Linked DNA regions of Homo sapiens: region 1 is linked to region 2. Evidence: chromatin contacts called from ENCODE Hi-C or POLR2A ChIA-PET data. All regions are on one chromosome and are shown on one strand. Each heading gives the region's core, a stretch centred on a gene start or an enhancer-like site at or near the end of the contact. The rest is flanking DNA. Distances are from core to core; before and after follow the strand shown. Region 1 has its middle 33 kb from the start of LINC01091. Region 2 has its middle 30 kb from the start of TRC-GCA2-1.

The links. A loop is a pair of places that touch in the nucleus more often than their neighbours do. ChIA-PET counts read pairs that join two places held with the same protein, here RNA polymerase II (POLR2A). Pooled maps may share reads with other maps.
Region 1: a pooled map shows a loop between it and region 2 (3-fold over the local background). The contact joins two enhancer-like sites. A Hi-C loop is called at or near these places in 1 of 168 maps with a recorded cell type or tissue (natural killer cell) and 6 of 50 pooled maps. POLR2A ChIA-PET finds 5 or more read pairs at or near these places in 1 of 52 experiments (BJ).

The regions. Positions count from the first base shown.
Region 1 is chr4:123,614,225-123,619,360 of GRCh38, forward strand. No RefSeq gene overlaps it. Among named protein-coding and RNA genes, the nearest start is that of LINC01091, 33 kb to the right of the region's middle. Within about 2 kb of position 2,852, at least 15 of the 41 ENCODE cell types and tissues checked have a DNase peak (open chromatin) inside an H3K27ac peak, as active enhancers do.
Region 2 is chr4:123,476,109-123,481,249 of GRCh38, forward strand. No RefSeq gene overlaps it. Among named protein-coding and RNA genes, the nearest start is that of TRC-GCA2-1, 30 kb to the right of the region's middle. Within about 2 kb of position 2,848, at least 11 of the 41 ENCODE cell types and tissues checked have a DNase peak (open chromatin) inside an H3K27ac peak, as active enhancers do.

The sequences.
Region 1 (5,136 bases), core at 1,602-4,101, 140 kb after region 2:
TTCTCCTGCCTCTGGGCAGTGGGAGAGAATTTACGTCTTCGACTCCTCTGTTGATCTTTAAAAAAAAGACATGGCTGTGACCTGGATTGGCGGTATCTAATCTCCCCAAATAGACATCACAACTTGAGACCAAATAAATCAACATAGAAATGGTATATGAAATGAAATTAAAATGTAAACCGAGGGAGCTGAGCAAGATGACAACTAATAATTTGTGTAAAGCATCGTACATTACTGTCATTATTACTATTATTATCTCCATTTTACAAGGAAATTGAGGCAAGAAGTGTCTTGCCCCAAATCACGTGAAAATGATGTTTAAATTTCCTTGTAACTCAACATTTCATGTTTAGTGATCTATATTTTCTTTCCTATATATCCAAATAATGATATTTCTTGCCTTGCCATCCACCATTTCTCTCCTTCGGACCCTATTTTCACCTCCAATCCCGCTATCTCTTCAAGATCCTCTGAACATGCTGTGGATGTTATTATCTGGGCCTCTTTGGCTACACCTTTGCCCTTCTGTTTTACTCTTTTCTATATGCTTAAATCCTACTTGTTTTCTCAGGAGGACCTCAGTTCCCACTCCTCTGTGGAGCCTTTCCTGGTCTGTCTAGCTCACAGAGATCTCTGTCACAGGAATATCTCTTCTTGTATTTGTTAGCGGCAGTGCTTACCCAGTGCTTAGTAGTGGTAATTATTTTTGTAAAAGTTTATGTGTTAAACCCCAATCTAGAGTGTAAGTTCCTACAAGGCAGAACAGCCTTGTGTATAGCAAGCTTTAAGGAACACTGGTACTTATACTTCATTATGTACCTTTCCTCATATATAAATATATAAAAAGTACTGTATACTCTTCAACCTCTAAAAGGAATGACCACATGATTATCTCATTGTTCATATTGATATAGTTCATGCAGGAAGCTAAATCAGAACTTTCAGCCTGGGAAATATTTACCCAAGCTTAATTTTATTTAGTATTTTTTCCATTAAATGGCACATATCATGCTTCGTAACTCTTGTATACTTTATTTTGTGCCATGTACTTAAGCATCAGTAAGTTAAAATCACAGATCAGAAAGATACATTGCCGACCACGCAAGATAACATTCTATTTCTTCGAAGTCAGGCTTCTCCCTTCGAGTTGAGCTACTATTTGATGCTATCTCTAGTTGGTTTTATCAAAGACTTCTTCAGTCCTTTTTTAGAGTCAAAATAAAGATCTGGATAAAACCCAACTATCTGTAACTTAGTCCTGTGTATTTCAAAACCTTTTGCACAAAAGGAAAATAAGGCCCCGTAACTTTAGGGCACATATGTTCTGCATATATTCTCTCCAAAGACACAGGGTCCCAAGCCTGTGTTTGCAACTTTGATAATAAAGGGTGTTTGGTGTTTCACACAGCATTTGATATTTATGGATTAATTTATCTCTAAATCTGTCTTGAGGAGACCCCAGATTTGGTAAATAGATGATCAGACCAATTTTATGGGGAAGGACTGGAGTTTTGCCTTAAATGGGATCTTTCATAGACCAGAACCTCCAATTTGGCAACATACATTGATAAAAATAAATGAATAATTTCTTAATCTCCATTTCCCTTTGGTCTATGTCTTAATATTAGTTAATTGCCAGCAAGCAAATGATTAAAAGATGCTGTGAGGGTTTAAATTCACTTGTGAGAGGCACAAGAGGCAGGCTCAGGGCCTGAAGCGACAGGATAGATTTTTTTTTTTTTTTCTGAAGAATACATAATTGATTCTTTTTTTTTGGCTTTCTTCCTTCAAACCTACCCATTCACAGGATAATCATAATCACAGCAGTTTACATTTGCATAATGCCTTACCATTTGCTTTCACAGATTTTATTCCCACTTGATCAGAGGGTGTCTGCATTGTGCTGAGTACCTAATCTTGAAATAAATAATTTACTATATGAGGATTTAAACAGGTCTTTTAGATAAAAAGTGCATTACATATTTATGAGCACTGATTTCAAGAATCGCTTTGAAAGAACTATTGATGTTGCTTTATATTAGAGATCTGGAACTTAATCTCATTTGATTCATCCTTGATTTTATTTTTCTGAGGTTCCAAATCATGTTTGTAAATCCCTGAGGGTCTTTTTCCTCCCTGTGAGAGGAAAAATGTTTAGGCACATGTCAGGAATTTAAAAACCTTCTGCCACTATTCTCAGTATATTGGGAAAACCAATTTTCTGAAATTAAAATGGCAGTCCATTTTGCAAGGCAATAATAATGATGATGATGTTGGTAATAAAACTTAGGGGTTCTAATTCAGTACAGCAGGAGAGAGAAGATTTCAATCTATTAAAACAAAGTCCTTTGATGTCTGCTGTGAAGAGGGATCTCATAAATGGTTATTATTTACTTTTAAAATGCATTATTGCTTGAGCATCTGTGATTTACTTTTTTATTTTTGTTGTTTATAAAGGTTATTGCCTTTAAACCAGTTCTTCTTGCATAACCAAACCCCAAACAAACTAGGAGAAAATAAAAGACAATTGCAAGTAACTGAAATTATTTTTCAAACTCCTGGGAAGAGAAAGAAAGACTAGAATAAACATTGTTTCCTGATTGCTACAGTTCAAAATCACTAAAAGATTTTGCTTGCTTAAATAAAAAATGAAATTGCGAGGGGAAAGCTTTTTTTCCCTCTCTTTAAGAAGGGAGAGAGAAAAAAAAAAACCATGAAAGCAGGGGGAGCTTTGCAAGGCTACTGATGCCTGAGTAGAATCACTAACTGGTTCCCTCGCTCTGTGCTAGGCCGTCTGTATTCACTGTATCACAAGCTTGAAACCAGACCTCATTTGACGGAGCCAAAAAATGGTCCTTTTGTTGCTGTTTTTTTTTCCCTAGTGTCATCTCTCATGGTTGCCTGGGCAACCAGTGTGTATCCTTTCAGCATAGGTTACTGGGCCCCAGGAAGGAAGTGCTCCAGCGCTGGCCTGCTATTTTTATAGAACCGTTACATAATACAATCTATTAAAGCTTCCTCTTGGTGTTTTATTGCACAAAGGGGAAATTAAGTTTGATGACTCCTAAATGTTGGATGGAGGATGTCAGGTGACTCTAGGATTGTTTGGCTCAGGTCACATAGCAACAGTATTCCCATATGCAATTCCAGAAGAACCCATATACAATCATGCCCTTGGCAATGTTCGCCTGCCTGGGGATCATTAGAGGAAACTGAGCTCTCTGCTGCTCAGGGGTGTAAGTTTTGTCCGACTACACAATGCTCCCTCTCTGGTAGGATGGCAGCAGACAATGAAACACTATTCACAGTTAAGGGCAAAGAGAATTTTAAAGGTGTCGCACATATGCTTTTAATAGGTGGGGTGATTACTGGCAAAGAGAATTGGATTGAAAGACAGAGGACCAGGGTCTCTCTCAAGTCGGCCACTGCAGCATTGCATGAATGTTGTGGTCAGTTTTGCTTCTGGGTAACTCTCAAGTGGTCCAGGGCAGGGAGGCATTGGGACGGGATGGGGCGGGGGCGGGGGGTGTAATAGGTAAATGGCTTTTAAGTGGAGACCTAAGACCTCTGTAACACAACTTCAGGTATTCTCCACTTGCCAAAGGAACCAATGGGGAATAAAAGCTCTTAGCTCCCTTTATTCCCACCTTACCAGTTACAGTTTGCCACCAGTCTGAAATAAAGAAGGTGCAAGTGTGCCGTTGGATCAGAAGCCCTGTCCTGGACCATAAATGAACCCCTGTACCCCCAGGGAGATGTAAGGCCACAAGAATTTCCTAGACTAAAGGGGTGTGAGCTGACCACATGTGCTTCTGTTTTCACATTTTCACTCTGCTATCCTATGCACCCCCATCATCTCAGCTAAATCCTGAGGCCTCTGATTCTCAAATTTATGTCTCCAGCCTGCTTTTCTTCTGGGCTCAGCTGTCCTGTATTTCCAACTGCCTGCTGGAGAGCTCTTTCTGGATGTCTCATTTTGCTTCAAACTCAACAGATTCAAATGAAAAACTCCTGTTTCTGCTTGTATACTCTTTCAACACTTCTAACACCAAATGTGTGGGTTTTTTTCCCCCCACACTAACCAATTCTCCAATTCTCAGTGGACACCAACTAGGTATCCTAAAATTTAACTTGACTCTGATCCTAATTGCCCCAAGTTAGCATGGAAGCCGCGGATTAAGAGCTCAGTCCCACAAAACCGTCTCCCACTTCAGACACCAATCATAAGTGGTGGGTCCCCAGATTACCCACGACTTCTGTCTGACTTGGCTACAAATCAGAGGTTCCTATACTCCTTTCCTTAGGTTTAATAATTTACTACAGCAGCTCACAGATCCCAGGGACAAGTTTACTTATGCTTACAGATTTATTACAATGAATATTTTAAAGGATATAAATGAATAATGAGATGAAGAGATACATAAGGTGAGGTTTGCCAGGGTCCCAAGAACAGGAGCTTCTGTCCTCATGATGCATCAGCCTCTCGACAAAGGGATTTGTTCTTATTCACCAACCTGGAAATTCTCTGAATCCCTTCAGTTAGGGGTTTTATGGAGGCTTCCTTACATAAGCATGACTGATGAAATCATTGGCCATTGGTGATCAGCACAACCTTCAGCTCCTCTCCCTTCCCCAGAGGTCAGGTGGTAGGGCTGAAAGTTGCAACTCTCTAATCACTTGGTTAGTTCCTCTGGCAAACAGCTTCCCCCACACCCCTTATGGACTTCCCAAAAGTTACTTTATTAACATAAACTCAGGTGTGATTAAAAGGGGCTTGTTCTGAAAAACAGAAGATGCTACTTTCACCTTAATGAGCTCCAGAGCTGTTTCAGGAGCCAGAAACAAGGCATATATATATATATATTTCTTATTATGTCACAATTTCACAATATCCAGCATGAAACACATTTTTTTTTTTCCCCCAATCAAAGGCTCTTGCTGACTCCCTGGTTTCCATGAATACCCACATTCAGAGAATGCTCAATTTTGGTGATCATCTGGTCTACCCTTTTCATTTTATAGATAAAGAAAGTGAGGCTAAAGAGGTTAAGGGATTTATTTAAGGTCACTCAAAGAGTTGGTAGCTGAAGGACCCTGCTTTATGGTGGGCCCCTCTCCATTCTTCTCTGCCTATTT
Region 2 (5,141 bases), core at 1,598-4,097:
TATGTATTTGAGGTTTATGCATGTTAACAATCATGGCTTCAATTCGTTTATTTTCACTTCTGTGTAGAATTCCACTATATGAATATACAGTAATTTATTTACCTACTTTCAAATTGATGTGCACTTAGGAGATGGGTGAGGTTGGTGGTGGAATGTGTGATTACATGTGAGTTATTTTCAGGTCCTGTTTTTGCTTTGGGAGAGAGGTACACAGATGCTTATTACATTTTTTAAAGTAAGTTAATAATTAAATATAAGTTGAACATTCACAGCCCAATGATAATATGTGCCATAAACCAATGATCATGATTAATCAAATTAATGCACAACAGATTGATACTAAAAATGGTAATTGTATTAGTTTTCTAAGACTGCTATAACAAAGTACCACAGACTAGGTGGCTTAAACAACAGACATTTATTTTCTTATGATTCTGGAGGCTAGATGTCTGAGATCAAAATACTGGCAGGGTTGGTTTCTTCTGAGGCCTCTCGTTGGCTTGTAGATGGCTATGTCTCTTCTATGCATCTTCCCATGGTCTTTCCTCTATGCCTGTGTCCTAATCTCCTCTTCTTATAAGGACACCACTGATATTGGATTAGGGCCCACCCCAATCACCTCATTTTAACTTAATTACCTTTCAAAGGCCCTATCTCCAAGTAGGGCCACATTCTGATGTACTGGGAGCTGGGACTTCAACATACACATTTTTGGGGACCCATTTCAGCACACAACTATTATAGACAATGCTTCAGTGACATCCCTGTAAAGGTCTCCTTGTGCAAATAAGGGAAAGTTCCCTGGAGAATCCAGCTAAGTATGGAATTGTCAGGTCATATAACACAATACTATTAAGTGAATGATGATGTTGATAATTACACAGTGAAAGTTTGAAGAAATAGCAATAGTAGTAGCTAGCACTTTTAAAGTGATGATAACTGATAGAGTTTGGATATCTCTTCCAAATCTCATGTTGAGATGTAATCCTCAGTGTTGAAGGTGGGGCCTGGTGGGAGGTGTTTAGATCATGGGAGCAGATCCCTCATGAATGGTCTGGACATCTCCTTGGTGATAAGTGAGCTCTAGCTCTCACAGCTGGTCATTTAAAGGTATGTTGCACCTGCTCCCACTCTTTCTTGCTCCTGCTTTCGCCATGTGATGTGCCTGCTCCCCCTTTGCCATCTGCCATGATTGGAAGCTTCCTGATGCCCCTGAAAGAAACATGCCACTCTGCTTCCTGTACAGCCTGCAGAACCATGAGTCAATTAAACCTGTTTTCTCATATATTACCCAGTCTCAGGTATTTCTTTATAGCAATGCAAGAACAGCCTAATACAATAACTGTATATTATATAAAATTATATTTAAAGTCTATAACTTTTTTTGAGGTAGGTGTTGCCATTATTCTATTTTACCAATAAGAAAACTGAGGCTCAAGGAAGTTAAGTCATCTTTCCCAGGGCCCCGAGAAACCAGTGATGAAGCTGAGATTATAGCCTAGAACTGTTGGATTCCAAAGCTCATGTTTTTATACACTATAGCAGCTTCTATAGTAGCTTTATTTGGAGAATGCATGCATGCGTGTGTGCACGCACACACACATACACACACTCCCTATTTTTATAAAATGCTGCCCTAGGGCACAATTAGCCACTAGTTGGAAAACTCATTCATCCAGCTGCACTAGATACTAGATGTGGCTGGAAGATGAATGACAACAGTATGTGAGTACAGCCTAGGAAAAAAGAAGGTCCAAATTCCCAGAAAAACAACTCCCAGAAAGGCAGCATCTGTACTGACTTACAAAAATAGAAAAGTGGGGAAACCTTGTGGTTTAGAAGCAGAGACATTACATCCTGTGACGTGAAGAAGTGGTGGCTGACGTCCTTGTGAACAATGGCCACAGATGCCAGGCCACAGAGAGAACACTGCATGAGGGAAAAACCGTGTGTCACCAGCTGTGAGACGTGCACAGGAAGGAAGCATGGGGCCAACAACAGCCCGGCCTCTGAGGCTGCTGTGAGGAGTAAAGGATTTGATCAATGCAGGATGCATAAAGTGGCGTCTGCACATAGGGAGCGCTCGGTACAGGTTGTTATTACTGTTGGTATTCTCTTCATGTGGACCATTCTCTCAGACACACAAGACAGAAACAGTAGCCTTTTTGAAGGAGGAGGTAAGGATTAGATTAACAAGCCCTCCATTTATGGTGGAGGTGCCTGCTCCATTAATCCAATCAACTCAACCTTTAAATAACACTTGTGCAAATATATCCTGGATGACACTTGTGAGGGAAATGTGGTAATCTTTCTGGACTTTTACAACACAAAAAATTGGAATGCGTTTTATCACACCAAAGCAAGCTGGAAAGGGTAATTTGGATTTCACTTGTGGCATGCTCCATAGTCATTTTCTGTAAACGAAGATCCAATTTTTAGGGTGGGGGCAAATATACAAGGTCCAATGATTTGAAAAGATGTTTTATTATTTTTTTCTCCATGCCTTCCATCTTTTCAGCCCAATGGGAATTTCTTCCCTTGAACAGTTCTAAAGAATCACAGCATTAGAGATAGGAATTATTAGGTTATTTAAGCTATCTTTCTGCTGATGAGGAGCTATTCCTGTAGTACAATTTATAATGCTTTTCTGAGTGTGGCTTTGAACAATGTGACTTTTATCAGATGAACCGTGGTGGAGATGGAGCCCTCTGTTTGTGTTTAGAACAGGTCTAGCCTAGGGAGGAACGAGGAAGACCTCTCAAAGGCTCACCTCCGCACAGCAGGCCTGATCGGCTGGCTGGAACTCAGAAGGGCAAAAGGGGAGTGAGGCTCCACTTTGATGTGGTTCGCTTGCAGCCCCGTTGCTGTACTGTGGTGTGCATATGTTGGGGGCAGGGCAAGGGTAATAAATACCAGGGACACTTTTGCAATGCGTGCCTGTCAGCTGAGTGCTGGACAAACATTTTTACCACTGGCTATTTCCCTGAGGCTTCTGACAGTTTGTGCAACTTGTGTAAGACATTCCTGAAAGAGAGGAGCATTTGTTCAACTTATATAACTTCTTTTTACATCATAAGACTAAAGCAGTCCTTCCGGGCTCATGTCCTGTTGAATGTGATCCAACTGAAACTTCTTTCCTCTGCATACTCAGAAACCTGACTACCTGTGTAAATTCCTCCTGATAGCATAGCTTTCTGTTTGCCCTCAGTCCTTCTCTGGCCCTCTCAGACACCCAGGTTCATAATGACATTCCTTCTTCCTCTTGTAATTCTATTGAATTGTTAACAAAAAAAAAAAAAAAAGGAGTAATAGCTGTGATCGATTTCTACAATGTGTTCTTAAATTGTGTGTGTGTGTGTGTAAAATGTGTATATTTTTGCACTTGATCTTAGCCAAAAGGCTGAGAAATGACCAAAGGTCTGTATTTTTGAATTACTATATAGGAGCATAGGAACTGCTGTGTGATTCTGGAATTGTAACAGAGGAGTAGCTAATGGAGTTTTGAGGGATATTATGATGTGCATATAGCTGGGGAAACTGGGTGCTCAGGAGTATGAACCTTCATTCACTCACTTCCTGCTCCCAGTAGGAGATTAAGAAGGCATGTGCAACTTCTTATATTTGGTATAGCTTTTGTTTCCTGCCAATCTTTTTTTTTCTTTTTGACAAAAATGCTGATTGGTTTTGCCTTGATTTATTTGTATTTAGAGGTTTTCAAAATGAGTTGGTTTAAGGCATTACGATTGAATACAAGTTAATCGATAATCACGATTGTACACCAGTTCTTCCTAATACATTTTATCCTGTGGCCCTGTAAAATTTCCAATCGACCAAAGCAAGCTTGGTTGGTAAGGGAATGACTTACACAGGATCTTTTTCATTTAGGGGTTTGCAACTTACAGTGCACCTTCACATAGGTCTTCTCATTTGACTTGCGCAATAGCCCATGAGTAAACAGCACAAGTGTTATTAGATTCAGCTGACAGAAGAGGCCACCACAAGGGCTCAGAGAGGTGAAGGGGTTTGGTCTAAGTCACAGCTAGTAAGTGGCATAGCAAGTCTACTTTCCTGCAAAAAGCATTTATTGCTTAATCATGCTAGTGTCTATTATTGTGGTTGGTTTTTGTGTTTGTTTGTTTTGCTTTCGGGGACAGGGTCTTGCTCTGTTGCCCAGGCTGGAATGCAGTGGTACAAATATGGCTCATTGCAGTCTTGATCTCCCCAGCTTAAGCAATCCACCTGCCTCAGCCTCCCAAGTAGTTGGGACTAAAGGCGTGTGCCACCACGCCCAGCTAATTTATTTTTTATTTTTTAATTATTTTATTATTTATTTATTTATTTATTTATTTTTGAGATGGTGTCTTGCTCTTGTTGCCCAGGCTGGAGTACAATGGCTCAATCTCTGCTCACTGCAACCTCTGCCTCCCAGGTTTAAGTGATTCTCTTGCCTCAGTCTTTGAAGTAGCTGGGATTACAGGCGCCTGCCACCACGCCTGGCTAATTTTTTGTATTTTTAGTAGAGACGGGGTTTCGCCATGTTGGCCAGGCTGGTCTCAAACTCCTGACCTCAGGTGATCCACCCGCCTCAGCCTCCCAAAGTGCTGGGATTACAGGCGTGAGCCACTGTGCCCAGCCCATTTTTTATTTTTTACAGAGACAGCGTCTCACTTTGTTGCCCAGGCTGGTCTTGAACACCTGGACTCAAGTGATCCTCACACTTTGGCCTCCCAAAGTACTGAGATTACAGGCATAAGCCACCGCACCCAGCTATTATAGTTGTTATCTCCATGTGCCAGCCACTGTGCTTGGTGCTTTATGTACGTTATCTCAATATCCACCACAAGTGCAAGAGTTGGCATTAATTACAACAGAAGAGGAAACTGAGACTTATGTCCCCCAGACAGAGTCTTCTCATTTGGAGTTGGGTCATATAATGTAACTCTGATGCTTCATATACTATACCACATTTAGGAACACCAACCTGCCTCTCTCACTAAATGTTAGATTCCTTTCCTTGTTCTCATGTTGCCTGTTGGGGCTGAAATGGGCTCTGCTTGAGCATAATGGAGATGGAAGAAAGTGAATAACTTGGGCATAACTCATCAGTGGTGGAGCCTTGGCTGCCACAGAGGTGCTTGGTA